Regions from separate parts of the Mus musculus genome. Here regions 2 and 3 are each linked to region 1. A link is a loop called in an ENCODE intact Hi-C map of the cell type or tissue named here. Cell type or tissue: heart. All regions are shown on one strand.

Evidence for each region. A loop is a pair of places that touch in the nucleus more often than their neighbours do. Peaks named below come from ENCODE experiments on the same cell type or tissue, not always from the same donor. Only the 100,000 strongest peaks of a DNase experiment are listed, where the experiment ranks them.
Region 2: it touches region 1 in a loop (4-fold over the local background); 33 of 42 quality-filtered maps call a loop at or near these places.
Region 3: a loop joins it to region 1, with 3 times the contacts of the local background. A loop is called at or near these places in 13 of 42 quality-filtered maps.

What each region holds. Positions count from the first base shown.
Region 1 is chr4:40,141,995-40,144,494 of GRCm38, reverse strand. Aco1 (aconitase 1) reads right to left here and starts at 1,230. Exons shown (of 21, transcript NM_007386.2): 1 at 954-1,230. In heart, no CTCF peak of the experiment used is centred here; DNase peaks (open chromatin) are centred at 1,294 and 1,484; H3K4me3 peaks cover 2,197 bases; H3K27ac peaks cover 2,005 bases.
Region 2 is chr4:40,278,409-40,280,908 of GRCm38, reverse strand. Ndufb6 (NADH:ubiquinone oxidoreductase subunit B6) reads left to right here and starts at 1,488. Exons shown (of 4, transcript NM_001033305.3): 1 at 1,488-1,751. The coding sequence starts at 1,572. In heart, no CTCF peak of the experiment used is centred here; a DNase peak (open chromatin) is centred at 1,468; H3K4me3 peaks cover 1,801 bases; H3K27ac peaks cover 1,441 bases.
Region 3 is chr4:40,267,497-40,269,996 of GRCm38, reverse strand. Topors (topoisomerase I binding, arginine/serine-rich) reads left to right here and starts at 156. Exons shown (of 3, transcript NM_134097.3): 1 at 156-323; 2 at 1,496-1,693. The coding sequence starts at 321. It overlaps Smim27 (small integral membrane protein 27), which reads right to left and starts at 418. Exons shown (of 2, transcript NM_001349093.1): 1 at 278-418. The coding sequence starts at 322. In heart, a CTCF peak has its summit at 1,553; DNase peaks (open chromatin) are centred at 156 and 1,396; H3K4me3 peaks cover 2,500 bases; H3K27ac peaks cover 2,410 bases.

The sequences.
Region 1 (2,500 bases):
CCAACTGTGGGGATCTCGTATTCCGTTGGAAAGTGAGGTCCAGAGTGCTCCTGGGTATCAGAGGTTAACTCCTCCACGGTGCGGAATGGAAGAACCATAAATAAAGTGGCAAACCCAGTGAACTATGCCTCCTAAGCACTGGCTACTTCGGTGGTTCTAAAGTATGCTGCAGAGAAACACAGGCGCAGGTGTTTGGACGGTCAAAACCACTCTTTAAGCAATACAATGTTACATTTTCACCAATATACTTAAAAGTCTTCAGAAGCTACATGACCTGTCATACTGCAACAGGCTGAGTGTCTTCTAAGCAGAGATTTGCAGGAAGGTTAAAGAATGCCATTCTTAATAACAGTGTTTTGGAAACTACAGAATCGGTCTATCTGAATTAAGTATATTAAGTGTCTATACGCTGTATTTATACACTGCAAAAATCAATAGGTACAATCTATATAACAAAGGTTCTTTAGGCGCGCTGCCGGTCCTAAATGCAAAAGTTCGGCAACTTCTGCTGGGAGGCTGTCATGCGTGCTGCAGGGAGATCTGCGGTTCTAGTGCACTGGGCTGGCCAGAGTGGTACAGTCCCGTTCTCCTTGGGTTTCTCAATCAATCACCTTGGACTCTATGCCCTTCCACTGAGGGGGCTCTTACCCTCACCCCGCCTGCCTTCGCCCCGTGCTGGGGACTCCAATCTGCCGGGCACAATCGTTCCTTTCTATCCCGTGGGCTGGGCCTGGCACAATGACACCCCGGCGGTGCGGCCCTCACACCAAGGCGAGAACTCCCGGGGCGCCGAGTAGAGCCACTCCCAGTCCAGAGCGACGCAGGCTGGGGAGCGAGTAGAGAGGTCACCCCAGGAGCCAGCTCCACCGCCTCCCCGCAGCTCTCCCCGTGTCCTCGGGTCTGCACCCGTGGGAAAGGCCTGCACGGACGCCCCGGGGCCGCGTGGTACTCACCGCTCACAGTGCAGTTCCCGGAGCACACAGGCGGGTGCTAGCAATGTCCCAGGCCGACTCCGCGCTCCTCCCACTGAGCGGTCCTCCGGACGCTCCGGCAGCGAGGCGGGACCGGTGGAGAGCGGGCCGGAACCAGCTGCTGCGGGAGAGGGGCGGGGCCCGGGCCTCACTCCGCCCCCCGAGGGGCGGAGCCTGGGCACCTCCTCCCTCTAGAAGCTGCAAGCGATGGCTGAAGCTTGCAGTCTAGTCCGGGTGCGCCCTCCCTTCGGAACCTTCCGATCTTGGCAGATGGGCGGAGTCTAGGGCCTATTCCGCCCCAAGGCCCAGATCTGACTTGAGGTTGCGGCCAAGGGGCAGAGCTTGGGAACACCTCTTCTTTCCAGAGCCTGAAGGCAGACCATACCGAGGGACGAGTCCCAGGCCCCTACATGGCCAGGTTTAGGGGCTGGGCACCGTCCCACCCCTAGAACAAGAGACTCGTGGCCACGGACGGGGGCGGAGCCTAGGACCTGCTCCACCCCTCTGTACCTCCTAGGCCCGAAGGCCCGAAGCTGAAGGCTATTGATCTTCGTGGCTCCTCCCCATAGGCGGGAGAAACTGGGCCCCGAGGCTGCATCTAGCTTTGCTAGTGGCTCAGTCCCAGGAAGTGTAGAGCCGATTTCTAGGCTTTTCCTCTTTTGGAGCGTGGAGAAGGCTGACTGTCCCTCACGAGGGGCAGAGTGTGACATGTAACTGCCTGACTAACGTAGGGAGCCTTAGGATTTCTGTTGCTGCGATGAAACGCCATGACCAAAAAGCAAGCTGAGGAGAAAGGGGTTTATTTGGCTTACACTTCCAATTCACTGGAGGAAGTCAGGACAGGAACACAAGCAGGGCTAGAACCTGGAAGCAAGCACTGATGCAGAGGCCGTGGGGGTGATGCTTAATGCCTTGCTTCCATGCCTTGCTCAGCCTGCTTTATCATAGAACTCAGGACTACCAGCCTAGGTGAGACCACTCACCATGGGCTGGGCCCTCTCCCATTGAGAAAATGGTGAGAAAATGCCTTACAGCTGGATCTCATGGAGGCATTTTCTCAACTGAGACTCCTTCCTCTCTGATGACTAATTTGTGTCAAGTTGGCACACAAAACGCCACCTTTCTTTTAAATGCTGGGTGGTAAGTACGTTTTCTGAGTGCCTCTTCCAGTGTCCCCCACCTCCTCCACCTTGCCCTTCACTTCCTATTCCTACCCCAACTACTGTTTTGTTTTAGATTTCTTCCCGAGGGTTTAGTTGTTTGGGGTTTTTGGTTTGATTTTTGAGTCAGATACTCATGGGCCCCAGGCAGGCTTAGAGCTCATTGTTTGGTGGAACTCCCCAGACCTTGGACTCCCTACATCTACCTTTAAAGTGCCGGGACTGCAGGTTCTGTCCCACCACACCCAGCTCTTATAAAAGGCAGTTTCTCCGTTATTACTAGCTCAAAGCACAGGAAGTATACATCAGGAGCACACTTCAACATGTCTGTAGCTTACACAGAATGCAAACTTTCTATATATAAAACTT
Region 2 (2,500 bases), 140 kb before region 1:
AGAGGTCTTGAATTCAAATCCCAGGAACCACATGGTGGCTCACAATGATCTATAATGGGATCCAATGCCCTCTTCTGGTGTGTCTGAAGACAGCGACAGTGTACTCATACACACAAAATAAATAAAATCTTTAAAAAAATCATCCAAAAATCAAAAACGAGATTTTTTAATAAAGTATTTTGACTTGGTTATGTGTGACGTGTTTTATATTTTAAAAATCATTCAATTCATACTTACTGATGCTGAAATGTTTTCATCTTTGACCAGAGAAACCTGCTAATCAAGTTGCTTACTGGTCTTAGAAACTTCCCCAGTTCTGGTTCGCTAGAGAGAGCCTTATAAATCATATTCTTCTCTGCTGGAGAACACTCAGGTTCCAGAAGCCCCACCATGTAGCTAGATTCTCCTAATTCAGTCTTCTGACGGAGCAGTAAGTGTTCTTAACCGCTAAGCCACCTCCAAACTCCCTAGTTCCTACTTTTGTGTCTATCCTATCTTCCCTATATAATATTGGTGGTGGTGTTTGAAGCAGTAGTTAGGTTGGGCATACTGGTGTACTTCATCTAGCTCATGAGTAGTGGAGGCAGGGGAATTCGGAGTTTAAGTCCAGTCTCCCTAAATAGCAATTTCAAAGCCAACATGAGATCTTGTCTCCAAAACCAAATACAAATAACAAAATTATTTTCATTTATTACTCTAAAATTTTCAGAGCATGTATATATATTTAGTATCACTACTACTCTCCCTGCTTTTGGATAAAAGGTAGCATACTTGGTGTAGTTGGTTTTATTTACTTATTTATTTTTTTAACTTATCAATAGATTGTAGAAGTTACTCCAGTTATGAATAGAAGGCTCATTTATGGCAGTAGCATACCAATGCTTTACAGTACTATAAGCTTTCCCACTAATCCTCTATTCTGAAATCTGGGAGGTGATTTTTCAATGTTTTGCTATTACATATCGTGTTGTGACGAATATTCGTGCACACCCCTACAAATTTTTACTGCCATACCTTTGGGATGTCTTACAAAGTGGGCCGGCAGAATCAAAGAGTGAGCGAGCCTATGGAAGCCTCCCAAATAAGGTGCTCTTTATTTCTGCAGTACAGAGAGGGAAGAAAACCGAGATAGGCGCTCAAGATTACTTAGCGGGTTACGAAAGAGGTGGGAGCCAAATTCGGACGCAAGTGTCTCTCGGTCAAGAAGAGAATTCAAGGGGGCGAGGCAGAGGTTCGCTAAACCATCGTCCTTGTTCTTCCGGTCCCCTCCCCTACAAGTTCTTTCTCTGAACCCTAGCCCCAGGACTTCTCACACTTTCCAACACCGCCCACTTAGTTCTTAACTCAGGGACCTTCCTGAGCTCATACTTAACCCAGGTTGTTAAAACCCAGGGTCCAAGAGAGGGCTTTGCGCATGAGCAGAGCCTGCTTTCCGCGAAGGAGTCGGCCCGCCCCCAGAGGCGGGGCTGGTGTGGCGTCATCACTCCGCGCCGCTTCCAGGCGCCTCAAGGTCGCTTTGCGGAGCGGGAGGGGCAGGTCAGTGACCGGTCCTGTGTAGGCTCGTCGGCAACATGTCAGGGTACACGCCGGATGAGAAGCTGCGGCTGCAGCAGCTGCGGGAGCTAAGGAGACGATGGCTGAAGGACCAGGAGCTGAGTCCCCGGGAGCCCGTGTTGCCCCCGCGCAGGATGTGGCCCCTGGAGCGATTCTGGGATAACTTTTTGCGGGACGGGGCCGTGTGGAAGAACATGGTGAGTGATGAGCCACACGGGTGTCCGGGTTCCCACCCCGGGTCGCAGCCTGGCCAAGCCTCCCAGCCCACTCCTCTCAGTTCCATCAAGGCCCAACCCTGTCCAGAGCCCGCATACCCGGGAGGGCCCCAAGGGACAATCAGTCCAGGGGCTCAGGTTTAGCGGAGACGCTGTCAGGTCGCTATTGTTCAGGGCTGGGGTCTGGAGTCCAGGAGCAGGTGGCTGTCAGGTGTACTGAGAAGTCGGGTCTTAGGTTTTACAAGACGCTCGCCGCACATGCAGTTCTTTCGAGTGTAGATACCTTTTCTCGGGTTAAACTGGTCAGAATTAACTGAGATCACAGGCTGTGATTTCAGTATTTGAGAACACTTACGCGGTGGGTAGGGTTGAGGTGCCAGAGACTGGCCAGCTGGTATAGTACAGCCCCATGGGGTCGCAACAGAAGACAGGGTTCTATTTGGTATGCTTTGTCAGACTCTAAAGCTCCCTTTCTACGCATCACTGTGTACGTTTAACACACTTTTAGTTACTTTTAAATTGCATTCCATGACCTCCAGGCAGAAAAACCGTTCACTCAAGGACTGCTTTTTATTGTAAGGATTCCAGATATTTTCTTGGAGACTGCTATTAAATCACATCAATGATGAGTAGCGAACATTGTGTGGGAATTGCTTTCAGCTCCTTCCAGTAATTGTGGTAGAAGTAGAAGTAGTAGTTGTACAAAGTCTTGGTTGGTTGGTTGGTTTCTT
Region 3 (2,500 bases), 130 kb before region 1:
GCCGGGTCCTTTCCCTGTGTAGCCCGAGCAAGCAGCTACAGGTGGAAAGGCATCACATGCCTCTAACACAGTGCAGCCCAGAGGCAAGCAGGCCTGCAACCCCTGACGTCAGAGGCGGAAAAGCGTGTCCTCCAGGAAGAGGCGGAGCCGAGGGCAGGGCGTGAACGCTCAATTTAGGAATGGGTTCTGGAGTTCCAAGCTGCGAGCCAACAGTCTACCTTCGGCTCGCGGGCCCTGCCATGGTGCGCTCTGGAGCTCCGCTCTGCTCGGTACCTACCAGGGAGTAAGTCCAGTCCAGGCTTCGGCGACTCATCGGCCTCATGGTAAGGGAGCAGCGGGGACGGGGTGGCAAGGGCCCTACAGCCTGCTCGCGGGCGCATTGCACCCCGATGCAGCAGCCATTTTTCAGCGGGACTCTGCGCGCTCCCGCGGGCTTCCGCCCGGAGTTGGAACACATCACGTGATCCGGGCCTAGCCCGCCTTTCAGGCAGCAGAGGGAATAAAAGAGAAAATGTGAAGATCGCGCCTTTTTTGCGCTCACATAGGAATTCCTTAACTGCTTTATCCTGCATTTGCAGTGCGGTATTAATACAAGATAGTGTGCCATCGTGTGCATATAAAAGTTTATTGGAAAATAGTCCACGGTGGAAGAATCAAAGTTGCCGTCCCACACCCACATCGGTTTCCACCAAATGCGGATAGACCTTCATATGTTTATGCTTGACTTAAACATCTTTTACGTAACAAAAACATCGTTGGGAACTGTTAGTTGAGCCGTTCACCAAGAACAAACAGAATATTATCGCTGATGGCTGGAAATCTTTTCAAATATGTTGTACAGGTAGCCCGCATGGTGGATCTGCCGGCCAACAAGTGTTGACGGGCAGTTTGTCGAATGCTTGGGACTGCAGCAAGTTTGAAATACTAAGTCCCGAGAAAGGCAGCTTGGCAGGCCAACTATCAGGATGCTGGTGGTGTGCAGAGTGGAAGCCTGGCCGGCAGAGGCTGGGCCGCTCGGCTTTGGGCGCAGATGTGTCAGATACATTTTTAGTGTAGATTTCCGAGAGTGGAAAGAGGGAAGCGGGCCGCAGGGAGTTATGGCGGGGTAAAAGAAATGCCTGATGGTCAACCCAGCTGAAATAGACGGAAGGACCAGGGTGCTCTGGGAGCTCAGTCCAGTTCCCGTGGCACCATAGAGAATCCTAACAACTTGTTGAAGTTTGTGAGGTTCCACTGATACTGAGGCAGCCTTTCTGCATATTTGGTTGTGATTGTGGAGTTTGTGCTGTGCCCCCCCGCGGTGGGGGCAGGGCAGGGTCCGGGGTCTGTGCCGTAACGTCCCGCCTCCTGCGTGCGGCAGCGGTTTGGCGCATGCGCCCAGAGCTCGGGGGAAGGGGGTGGAGGAGCGGTGTTTTGCTGCGCGGGCTCGGGGGGTTGGTCTCGCCTTCTCTCCGCCTCCAAACTGCCTGTGGGTGATGAACGTTCTACGTCATAGGGGTCGCAGCCGCCGCCACCGGGGTCTCCGCTGTCTCGCGAGGAGGGTGAAGCGCCCCCTCTGGTGCCTGCCGAGGAGGGGAGGCGCCGAAGCCGCCGGGTACGCCTTCGCGGATCCTGCCGCCACCGGCCGAGCTTACTGAGCCGGCGGGAGCTGGCTTCCAACGGCCCAGCGGTTCCTGCCACCGCGTCCTCGGAGGTGAGTCGGCCGGGAACAATGGGTGAGGGGTTCCAGTAGGCCCTGGAGCAGCCCTGTGGTCTGGGCCTTCTTCCACCCGGAGCTCCCAAGGGCTGGGGTCGCCACGCTGCAGGGCACCTGTGGATCGGCACCGGTGGGCAAGCGAGGGGAGTGTCTCCCTGCACTGCCTGAAGGGCTGGAGCGCAACTGAATACGGGATAGAGCTGTGTGTCGGCGCAAAACAGTTGCCACTGTTAGGAAGTGTGACCTTGGTAGGTCCCCAGCCCTGGACCCTGTCTGTGAAATGGGATCAGCATTTCAGTTGGTCGTGTTTATGTAACATGCATGGTGTGGTTGTCTTTCCATCCGAGACAGTAGTTTTGGACTAAGGAAGCTGTTAAGGCTAGAGGAGTTGTGCAGTGCTACACATTGTGGGCAGGGCTTGTATGCCTTGTGACTTTATTACACATCTAGTTAGTGCCCTTTGCTCATGGGCTGCTGATTCTGATTGGTAGACTGGAGAGGGGCAGTTACGGGATTGAAGGCACGGAGATTAAGACCGGAACTGGGAAGCAGCAGTTCTACTGGGCACCGTCCTATGTTAAAGTGGAGAAAGAAGGAAAAAACGTATGTGTCTTAAGAGTTGAGCTAGTACAGGGTAGAGTGTTTCGTTTGAGAGGATTTGAGGGTTTGGAAATAGATGGAATGCAAAGTGCAGGGCTCTTCAGTCAGTCACACTCAATGCGTATCTAGAAGGAGAGGCTTTCACGGGGCTAGCTTCCAAGCAACCCTCACCCCTTTTATTTTGGGGCAGGGACTTTTGTAGCC